Regions from separate parts of the Homo sapiens genome. Here region 1 is linked to region 2. A link is a loop called in an ENCODE intact Hi-C map of the cell type or tissue named here. Cell type or tissue: CD14-positive monocyte. All regions are shown on one strand. Links, peaks and the distances in the headings refer to the core of each region. The heading gives the core; the rest is flanking DNA. Region 1 overlaps CCR5AS (CCR5 antisense RNA). Region 2 overlaps LTF (lactotransferrin).

Region 1 (5,379 bases), core at 329-5,328, 59 kb before region 2:
ACCGCTGAATATAATAAAATGTAATTAAGATTAAAAATAAGAAACTAATGGGAGAATTTCAATATTGTCTATGTTCACTTTAAAATTCCTCTACTTAGGTTTACTGCCATTACCAAAGACTATTCAAAAATCCTTTTTAGGAGAATCCTAATGGTTTCCTGACATATAATCAAATAAGGACTCTGTTGATTGGCTAACTCAATCTTCCTGTGCCAAAAAGCAGAGCCCAGCAGAGAAGAGGGCAGGGACTTGAAAGTCAGACTGACTCGAGTTCCAGCCTTGGGGCTGTGGGAGCTTGGGCAAGTGACTTAACGTCTCTGGCTCTCAGGATCTAAAAGGATTTCCAGTAGTAATTTGGGGTGTTACTGATACAGGAGCTAAAAAGAAATTATTTAGGTGGTTAGTGAGGGTCAGAGAGTCCTCGGTAAGATTTGCCTTTTAACAAAAAGCAGCCCCAAAATCATTTGTTTGCTAACAAAGAGAAGCCTGTAAAATTGAGCTGCAGACATAGATAAGCAAGCTGGAAGCTTGCACGGGTGAATGCCGGCAGCTGTGCCAATAGGAAAAGGCTATCTGGGGGCCAGGCATGTTCAACATGGATTCTCCATCTTCCCTTTTCTTTGTCAACCAAGTGTACAGTAAAGGAACAGGCAACATGGCACGGGCCAGGTAGAGAACCCTTCTGCATAATAAAAGATTAGGGTGAGATGGCCAGCTTCTTCCCGTGCTATGTAAATGGCATACCTGGTCCAACCAGTCTTTTGGGCCCTGTGTAAATCAGACACCGCCTCCTCAAGTTAGTCTATAAAACCCCATGCATTTTACCGTGAAACTGGGAGATCCACTCGGAACCCCCTCCTGCACGAGAGACCTTTTCTCTTTTGCCTATTACACTTCCGCTCTTAAACTCACTGCTCATGTGTTAGCATCCTTGATTTCCTTGGCATGAGGCAACGAACCTTGTGTATTACCCCATACAAATGATGCTGCTTCATTACTAATAGCAACCTGACAGGGTTGTGTTGGGGTATAAATTATCTAGACCAGGGAGATCCAATATAATTTTTTTGTAATGACGGGAATGCTTTGTATCTGCATCATCCAAAATGGTAGCCACCAGGCCAGGGTGAAATGTGGCCAGTGTGACTGAGGAACTGAATGTTTTCCATGATTTAATTTAAATGTGGCCAATGGCTACTGTAGGAGACAGTGTGAGTCTGGCATATTATAAATAATAAATATTAATATAATTTGAACTTTGGCATCAGTGTTTCCTAGATTTGAATTACTATGCAAGTTGCTTACTGTTTCCAAGCCTCAGCTTTCTAATCTGTAATTGGGGCTAATAATAGTATCTGCCTTACAGGTTTGTTCAGAGGATAAATGAGAAATTGCATGTTGAGGGCTTAACACAGTGCCTGGCACATAAAAGCTCTGGTAACAGTTAGCCACTTTAATAATTTGCTAATAATGGCTATTTCTTCTTCAGATTAGGATGTGCTCCCCCAAACAGTGCACTTAGACATAGCGGGCAATCCAGCTCACTCTCTGCAGTGAGAGAGAAGCACTGGCCGACCAGAGTCAGCCAGGGGCTCATGGGTATGAAATCAACAGCATGATTTTGTAAGTAATGGATGGAAAGGGCCTCACAACTTTATGGCACTGTGTTCAATTTGCTTGGTCTTCTGTAGCTCCTTTTGAAAGCCTTTTAGGGTGGATTAACCTGCTACCAATAATTCTGGTCAGATGTAGACTCCATAGCTCAAAGCAAACTGAGAGAGTGAGGGCAGCAGGCCAATTCCCCACCCCTTCCTTCTGGACTCTGACAGAAGCTTACACTCAAGGAAGAGCAAGTAGGAATTAACGTGTTAAGAGCTAGGTAAGCAAAACCCAATGAGAAGTTCTGGCAAAGCCCCATGGGCAGGGGTGGCTTAGGCACAGGAAACAAGTAGGATTTCATACCACGCGCCTCAGTCTACTTCCGGGGCCCTCATCCTCAGCTGTGCCTATGCAAAGGAGAGCAACCAATAAACCCCACCGCCACTCTCCTACTGTGGAGGCCAGGGATGGCCAGGGGTAAGAGAGGGATGGGAAGTGTTTCCTCCAGCCGTCCTCTGAGAAGGAGAGGAAACTGGGCAGAGCTTCTGTCCTCCTTCAAGCAGAAACAGAAACAAAAGAAACCCCTAAGGGGGTTCTTACTTCCCCTCTAGTTCAGTTGTGCACTAACCATCTGCAGCTCAACATTCAGCATTCATTCATTGATTCAGCAAACATTGAAGGAGGGCCAGCTATGTGCCAGATGCCAACTCATGCCATGAAAGAGAGTCCCTGTCCTTATGAAATTCACTATTTAGAGAGAAAAGCAAGCAAAAAGGCAAAGTTTGAAAAGTACTGTTGAAGTGGCATCATTGTCTGGGGTGAATACCTGAGGTTTGTGGTCTCACGCCAAGGGAATCAAGGACTCAGGCACACAAGAAGTGAGTTTAAGAGCAGAGGTTTAATAGGCAAAAGAAAGAGAAAAAAGAATAGCTCTCTTGCCTGCACAGAGAGAGGGGCACCTGAGTGGATCTTCCTGTTTTGTGGTGAAATGCAAGGCATTTTATAGACGAGCTTGAGGAAGTGGTGTCTGATTTACTTAGGACCCGAGAGATTGGTCAGACCAGGTGTGATGTTTACATAGCATACAAAGAAGCTGGCCATCCCATCCTAATCTTTTATTACGCAGACGGGGTCTATACCTGGCTGGTGCCATGTTGTCTGTTCCTTACTGTACACGTGGTTGACAAAGAAAAGGGAAGATGAAGAATCCATGTTGAACATGCCTGGCCCCCAGATAGTCTTTTCCTATTGGCACAGCTGCCGGCATTCACTCTTGCAAGCTTCCAGATTGCTTATCTATGTCTGCAGCCCAATTTTACAGGTTGCTCTTTGCTAGAAAAGAAATGATTTGGGGGCTGCTTTTCATTAAAAGGAAAACCTTACCAAGGTTAAAAAGAAAAAAATTTCTTTTTAATGCCTATGTTACTGTGAACAGTGTCGGGATAAGGCTCTGAGAGCCAGATGAGGATGAGTTATCCAATCCAAGGATGGGGGTCTGGAGGAAAAAATCCTAGAGAGCATTGCTGCAGTTGAATAAGGATTAGTTAGAAGCTACTGAGTGGAGCATAGGAGTAGGAACTCTTATGCAAATGTGCAGAGGTGAAATAAAGCAAGGTATAGTCCAGGTGCCTAAAGTAGCACAGCTGACTTGAGATAGATGATAGATAGGTAGATAGATGGATAGGGTACATAGATGATAGATAGATAGATAGATAGATAGATAGATAGATAGATAGATAGATAGATAGATAGACAGACAGACAGACACTGGTGTGAGTGTGGGTGTGTGTGTCTGGCTGCGTGCATGCATTCCTCCTGCAGGAGATCAGGAGCAGTGGGCAGTATGGAGTGACAAGAAGATTGGGAGGTACTCCTTCTAGCCCTCCCCTCTGCTCTGCCCTCCACTGGAGCAGAAGCAAAGCATATGGTGAAGGGGAACAAGGAGTCTCCCCAGCACAGTACCCGAGTGCATTAGCTATTTATCACTCCACAGTCCCCATTCACGTGTTAATTCAGCATTTATTGAATGCTTACTGTTTGCAATGTCTATGTCAAGCTGTCAAGTGTAGTTTTTATTCTACAGGCCACAGGCACCCCCTAACTGTGTTAAACAAGATGGTAGTATTGAGACAGGAATAATAAGGGTGGTCACAGGAGAATGGAAGATTCCAGGCAGCAGTTTGACTAGTAAAAAAGGAAACTGTTGAAATAGCTGCATAATCCAGGGGTCAATAAGAACCTGAGAACCAGGGTGTGAGCCAAGGCTGGTTAAAAGCAACTGGATCCAATATGGTGCTGAGTTTCTCCTAGGTTTTGCCTGGAACCTCATTATATGCTCAATAACATACCAAATCACACACCCACCAGGGCCATTCCATTTCCTGGAACACTCATGTTTGGTGTAAAAATGGGTGGCACCACAGCTCTGAGAAATCTTTACCTTTTTCAGGAAACTTCATGAATATTCCATCCTTTGGTTAAAGAAACCCATAATGTAGAAGCCCCAAACCCTACTGGGCGCAACTCTCTCTCTCTTGAGTATGCCTGCACTTCCCTTTATTATTTATTTATTTATTTATTATTTATTTATTTATTTTTTAGATGGAGTCTGGTTCTGTCACCCAGGCTGGAGTGCAGTGGCGCAGTCTCAGCTCACTGCAAGCTCTGCCTCCAGGGTTCAGGCCATTCTCCTGCCTCAGCCTCCTGAGCAGCAGGGACTACAGGCGCCCACCACAACGCCTAGCTAATTTTTTGTATTTTCAGTAGAGATGGGGTTTCACCATATTTTATTTTATTTTTGAGACAGGGTCTCACTTTGTTGGCTCGCTGCAACCTCTGCCTCCCAGGCTCAAGCAATCCTCCAACCTCAGCCCCCCAAGTAGCTGGGAGGACAGACGTGCACCACCACACCTGGCTAATATTTTGTATTTTTTTTTGTAGAGACAGGGTCTTGCCATGTTCCCCAGGCTGGTCTTGAACTCCTGGACTCAGGTGATCAGCCTGCCTCCACCTTCCAAAGTGCTAGGATTACAGGAATGAGCCACCCCACCCGACCACACTCCCATTTCTTGAGTGTGTGCATTTTGCTCTGCAATAAATCTCTCTACTTTCACTTTTCTCTGACTCGTCCTTGAATTCCTTCTTGTGACAGCGTCAACAGCCTGGACACCAGGTGCAGTCAACGTCTCACCAGTGTTTAGGGACCTCCCCTAATCCACTGGTATCAGCATGATCAGACTTGCTTTTTCAGAAAAAGCCTTCTGTCCATAGACCAAAGGGAAGTGACTCAGAGAAGGGGCAGGAGGAATCACAAGCTCCCTGCCTGACCAGGCCTGGACTATGGCAGAGACAGTGAGATGGTGAGAAAGCAAGGGTAGACAGCCAGCCAAATCCAGAATATAGAAAGTTCTACAGGAAAAGGTGGGGCCAAGGTGGGACAGGGGGAAAGGAATTGTTGCACATTAACAGTGCAATGCAGAGCACTGGTCTTGTTTATGTCCAGGTTAGAACAAACCAATGAGAAAGCACATCTTTGAGAAAACTGGAGAAATTTGAACACTGACTAGATATAATATTATGTTAATTATGCTTTAATTTGGGGTACAATAATGCTTTTGTAGCTATTTCTAAAGAGTCCTTATCTCTTAAGGATACACTCTAAAATACTAGTGGATTAAGTTATATGATGTTTAGACTCTTTTTAAAATAATCCAGTGGGGTGAGAGGCAGAGGGAAGGGAGAGGAGCATAGAGGAAACAGTGTTGGTCATATGTTTGTAAT
Region 2 (5,379 bases), core at 269-5,268:
AAATATATACAGCCAATTCTAACAAAATACAGTTGTAAAGTACCGGAGAAAGTTAAAATTAAATTTGACATCAATCTGATCCCTGGAGATTACTTCAGTTAATGGCTTGTAAATTCTAAATGTAATTGTATGCATGTCTATGTTTGTGCAGATGCCGGCTCATTGTTCCGGCTCCCGTTTGTCTCTCTGCTCTCTCCCTTTAAGAAAGCACTTTATTCATTCTCTTGGATTCCTCTATTTGATATTGAAATAATTTCAAATTTACATGTCTTGTTTTAATCTCTGTCCCAAGAGACACTAGAAGGAGCAGAAGCAGAAGGGAGAAGTGGCTGAGACTGCAGTGATTACTGAAGGAGGGAGGCCGAAAGTGGAGACAGTTCTTTCTCAGGAAACAGAATAGCAAGTCACCTGCTGAGACTTGGGGGTTGGAATGCTGAAGTGGGGCTAAGGAGACAGATGCAGATTGGAAGGTAGCAAATGGCTGAGGACCAGGAGAGAGAGTGATTGTTCAAACATTGGCTGGAAGATTATCTTCCATCATCTGCAACCACCTGTAATTTTGTTCCCACTAACTCCCAAGGAGTCTCCAGACCAAGGCTCACATGGGGATGAATGAAGGCCTCTACTTCCTTTTTCATAAAGGGAGGCTTCATTTGCATATGTTCACCCAGTTTGTAGCATCATCCACAGTTTCCAATAGGCATGCATGATCTCATGTGGGCAGACAGTGTGTTTCTGTGGTTGACTAGAGGAAGCCAGGGAGACATTTGCTACTGAGCATGGCTAGTATCTGTGTGTGTGAGAGTGAGTGTGTGTGTGTGTGTGAGAGAAAGAGAGAGAGTGTGTGTGTATGAATTTCGTTTCAAAATCCATATGACACCTACAGATGTTATCATGTTGTCTATTGAGATAAAGAATTTTGGAGTTCTTTTAATCACAAATATGGAAAATGTTATAAAACCTTCCCAAAGGCAAATCTGAACACTAAGATGTGTTGTGATGCCAAAGACTCTGCTTTGAAGGAGAAAAGGAAACACCTTCACCTACCATCAGTGTTCTGCAAGACAGTGACATCTTTCACAAATGCAACGTCTCCAGCATTCTCAGCCAGGCACCTAAAATGTTCCAGAAAATATACACATAATTACAGAAGAGAAACTAGTGGGGCTTTCATAAATATTTGTAATATGCATTCCAAAAACTGAAATATGGAAGTAAACATCTAAAAGACAACTATTTCTAGGAATTTACTGTTTACAGCGGCAGATTGAACACAGGTGTACCTGCCCTCCTTTTAAAACCCTATATAAAAGACATTACAAAACCAAGAAATCTAAAGATATGCGACCCAGGAAACAGGCAATCTAACATGAAGTAAGACAAAGGAAAGCACCAAAATAATGGTCAACAGGACCCCCAGGACCACAGATGTGCAGGCGGCCTACACAGCAACCAGTCCAAACTGCAGCAGGAAGATGGATGCCTTCTGGAGCAGCACTTCCAAGTAAATGATGAAACTGTGATAGCACCCAGAGAGAGAGAGAGAGAGAGAGAGAGAGAGAGAGAGTGTGTGTGTGTGTGTGTGTGTGTGTGTGTGTGTGTGTGTGTGTGTGTGTGTGTATGCATGTTGTTAGGAGATTTACATTACTGGCAGACAGTTTGGGGATGAGATAGTGATGTGTTTTTTTAAGTGCAGAAAATTAAGCAAATAAGAAAAGACATTTATGAACTCCAGAGTAAACAAAAAGTTTGTACAATAAGGGAAATATAATATGAGAATAACGCTTACACAGTCATAAGTACTGAATATGACATTAGCGTGTTGGGTGCTGAAGAGAGTTGAAGTCTGTGGTTGTGTGGTGGAAAAGGTGCTGGGGGCAGTGTGAGAGGCTAGATCTTCTTCTATACTACAGAGTCAGCAGAAAGTTAAAAATTAAGAACCAGCATTATAAGGATGATAGAAATAAAGGGGTATGACACTGGTTTCAGCTTTTAATGATTTTGCTATAAATTTCCCCAATCTAGATTCTAGATATAATTTAAACAAAAGACAAGGGATTTTCTTCCAGTATAATTAGGAATATTAAAATGTGGGTGTTTCCAGTGAACTAATACCTTGCTGCAGGTCTGAAAAAAAAAAAAAGAGGAGCACATGCTTCTTTCGGGCTCTTATGAGACATGTGTTCAGCATTTCTGAGTAGAATCACATTTCCATTTGCAAATCCTTAGTCCCTTAAAGATATTTTTATACATTCACAAAACATTTTTTTTTGTTTTGGGTCTTTTTTTATGAGCCACTTATATAGCAAAAGCTACTTTTCTGTCATTCCATTACTGGAACAAGGCTGTTGAATTTATATTAAAAAGTTCAGACACCCTCAGACACATGACGCCATCTGGTCGTGAAATGTACTCTTGGCAAATGGAGGAAAAGGAACAGGGGAAGATCCTCTCTGCACCCTTCACACTGGTAAATAGTGCCCCTGAGAAGCAACACCCGGATGAATGGTGCTGTAAAACGTGGGGTGTGGTTACAAGTCACTAAGTGGTTATAACTTATGAATTCTGAAAACTTGTTTTTTGGCTTATTTTTCACTTCGTTACTGGAGAATAACACTGCAATTCTGCCATCTCTTTGCCATTTCTAAGGCCAAAGTCAGAGAAAAAGGGAAACCTAAGCCATAGTCATGACCTAGGTGAGAAGAAAAGGGGCGGCGATGGGAAAGAGAATTCTTCCCCATAAATGGAATTGTAGGAAGCACTTAGGATACCACACTCTACCCATTTGATTTTCAGGACGAGGCTATTGAGGCCTACTGCTGTTGATCTTGGCTCAAAGCCACAGGGAGAAGCACTGCGGAGCTGAGGTCAGACAGCCCTGGTGCCAGCCTCCACTCTCTGGGGCGGTGGGTGTGGTGGGGACAGCCCTCACTGGGGCCACCCATGAGCTGACCCACAGGATGACCCCCACTCTGCTGTGACAGGTCACATCTGGCTCCTTAGAACTGCAATGCTGACATGCTGAGGGATGAGGTAAGTCCCCATCCTGATGGAGCTCAGTCACAGACTCACCGGAAAGCCCCAGTGTAGCCGTAGTATCTCTCGTTGCTGTTGGGCACGCACTTATTCTCACCCTGCTCGTCGCCAATACACAGAGCACAGAGATTAGATCTCGGGTCAGACCCAGGGGCACAGCTTTGACTGAAATATTCATCTGGAGAGAAGGAACACGGGGAGTCAGCTCTTCAAACCTGAGTCCACACAAGCAACCTTTACCTAACAGCCGATGCAGGGTGGTTTCAGTTCATTAGACTTCCCAGGACAGCAATCTAGATAGAACACACTCACCATCACAAAGCAACATGTTGTCACCAACATAGGACCCACCAGAAAAGCTTCATTCAGACTGTAGGCACAGATGGACACCCAACTAAGGCTGGGGATGAGAGCTGTGGCTGCCTGGAGGGTCCCGTCATCACAGCCTTGAGCTGGGGACTCAGCTCATGACCGTGATGGCTGTGTGCAGCAGAGCCTGTGAGTTGCCTAGTCCAGGATCTGATTTTGTTTTTATCAGTAATGGAAACCCTGCTTTGTATCTGGGTGCTTGGCCCTTTGGTATAAAGACTAGACTTATCAGACTCCCTGGGGCTCATATGGCCATATGGGTAGCTATAGGCCAGTGAAATATCAGCAGGAGTGTTGGGCGCCAGCTTCTCAGAAACATCCTTGAAAGACAATTGGTACATGCCTTTTGCCCTTTCTTCTCCTTCTCTTTCTTCATCCTGCACATAGAATGCAGAAGCAGGGACTGGACTTAGAGATGCAATGTGGGCCATGAGGTGACCTTGAGCATGAAAGCCACACAAATGGCAGAGTAGCCAAATGATTAAAGCCCAGGTTCCAGACCCCATATTGTCTTCATACCAGCCCTAGGCAAACCACCTCTGGACTACATGACACAGAAATTAACTTCTGTCTTGTTTAAGCCTCTACTATTTCAGGAGTTTTCTGTTCCTTGCAGCTGAACCTGATCTGAATTCGTTCATTGTGTGATTTAACCCAAGAAAGAATAAACAAAGGTGACAAGAAAGCTCTGCCCCACTGAGCAAACGTCACCCATTATCAGACTCCCACTGCTGCTGGAAGAGCCACACTATGTGTCAACCTCAGGAAAAGCTGGGAGTTCCCATTCCATCCTGGCAGTTTCCCTACAGCTCAGAGGCTGCCATGGAGCTGGTGAGGAGCAGAGCCACGTGAAAGCTGCCTGCCCCGGCCAGGATCAAAAACCCATGCAGTGGAGCCCCTGCCCTAGGAGACGCCCATACAAGAAGGGAGTCACATTGAGGATGTGCTACACACCATGCCACGGGGCCCACAGCAGGCAGGGTGTGGCTGATGCTGACTAGGATGAGTGTGGGGTGTGGTGGGGAGAGAAAACTGCAGAAGCAGGTGGAGCCAGGCTCTTGAGGTCTTATTCAGGCTCCGTTGCAGTGTAGAGTAAGCGTCAGTTTTGCTTAGTAACAGGAGTCACCTTTCATGAGGCAGGCAGACATCTTTCCCCAAGCTGGGAAGCCAGAGTTTAAGAGGAATTTAGGTCTGGAGCTCCAAGAGGTAAAAAGCATTTGCACATCTTGGAACTTGCATTTATTCTTAGGGTGCAGCGAAATAGGCAGATATTCCAATCTTTAATCTTGGGGTGGGGTGAATGGGGCATGGGAAGTGCTGTGCAGGGAAACCCCCAGTGCACCCACGCCTCCAGGGGGCAGCCACAGGGAGAATTTCCTTATGCTGGAAGAGGCCTGCAGGCCACTATCAGCCTGCAAATCCCCTCCCCTCCCTTCCCTAAGGTTCCACAGCACAATATGCCTACCCTCCAGGGTGGCCCACCCACCGCACCTTTGGAACTCCTTACCAAATTTGCAGGAGCCCGTCTGGTTGAAGAGCAGGCCCATGGGGATATTCCAGCCTGCAGTCCTGTCCACGGCGGTGTGGCAGGACTTCTTGCCTTTCACAGAGTTCCAGGTAAGGCTAGTGTCTGATCTCCTAACCACCGCCACAGCAAGATATCCTGGCATAACAGATGACAGAAAAACAAGTCTTAACCTCCAGGAGGCCTGGCACATGGATTCCAGTGGAGCTGTCTACAGCCCAGGCCAAAACAGGCCAAGAAGCAACACCAGGCAATGATTCCCTCAAAGAACTGGCCTTTTTAGGTAGACCGAGAAAGCATAAGCTGCTGCCTTATGTTAAGGTGAGATTGATGAAATAAAACAGTAAGAAAAGCTGATTATTTTAGTGATTACAGGGGACTGTCTTCAACCAGCCACACAATGTCCCTGAGTTACAAACCAGCAATGCATCTCTCAGTGTAAGCTTCTA

What was found. Peaks named below come from ENCODE experiments on the same cell type or tissue, not always from the same donor. Only the 100,000 strongest peaks of a DNase experiment are listed, where the experiment ranks them.
Region 1: it touches region 2 in a loop (4-fold over the local background); 7 of 110 quality-filtered maps call a loop at or near these places.

What each region holds. Positions count from the first base shown.
Region 1 is chr3:46,381,562-46,386,940 of GRCh38, forward strand. All of the region lies in intron 2 of CCR5AS (CCR5 antisense RNA), which reads right to left. Among named protein-coding and RNA genes, the nearest start is that of CCR5, 13 kb to the left of the region's middle. In CD14-positive monocyte, for the core only: no CTCF peak of the experiment used is centred there; DNase peaks (open chromatin) are centred at 2,610 and 4,850; H3K27ac peaks cover 486 bases.
Region 2 is chr3:46,440,369-46,445,747 of GRCh38, forward strand. It overlaps LTF (lactotransferrin), which reads right to left. Exons shown (of 17, transcript NM_002343.6): 12 at 4,913-5,068; 13 at 3,073-3,214; 14 at 1,048-1,115. Among named protein-coding and RNA genes, the nearest start is that of LINC02009, 19 kb to the left of the region's middle. RefSeq lists an enhancer at 2,448-2,949. In CD14-positive monocyte, for the core only: CTCF peaks have their summits at 2,389 and 2,590; DNase peaks (open chromatin) are centred at 703 and 2,413.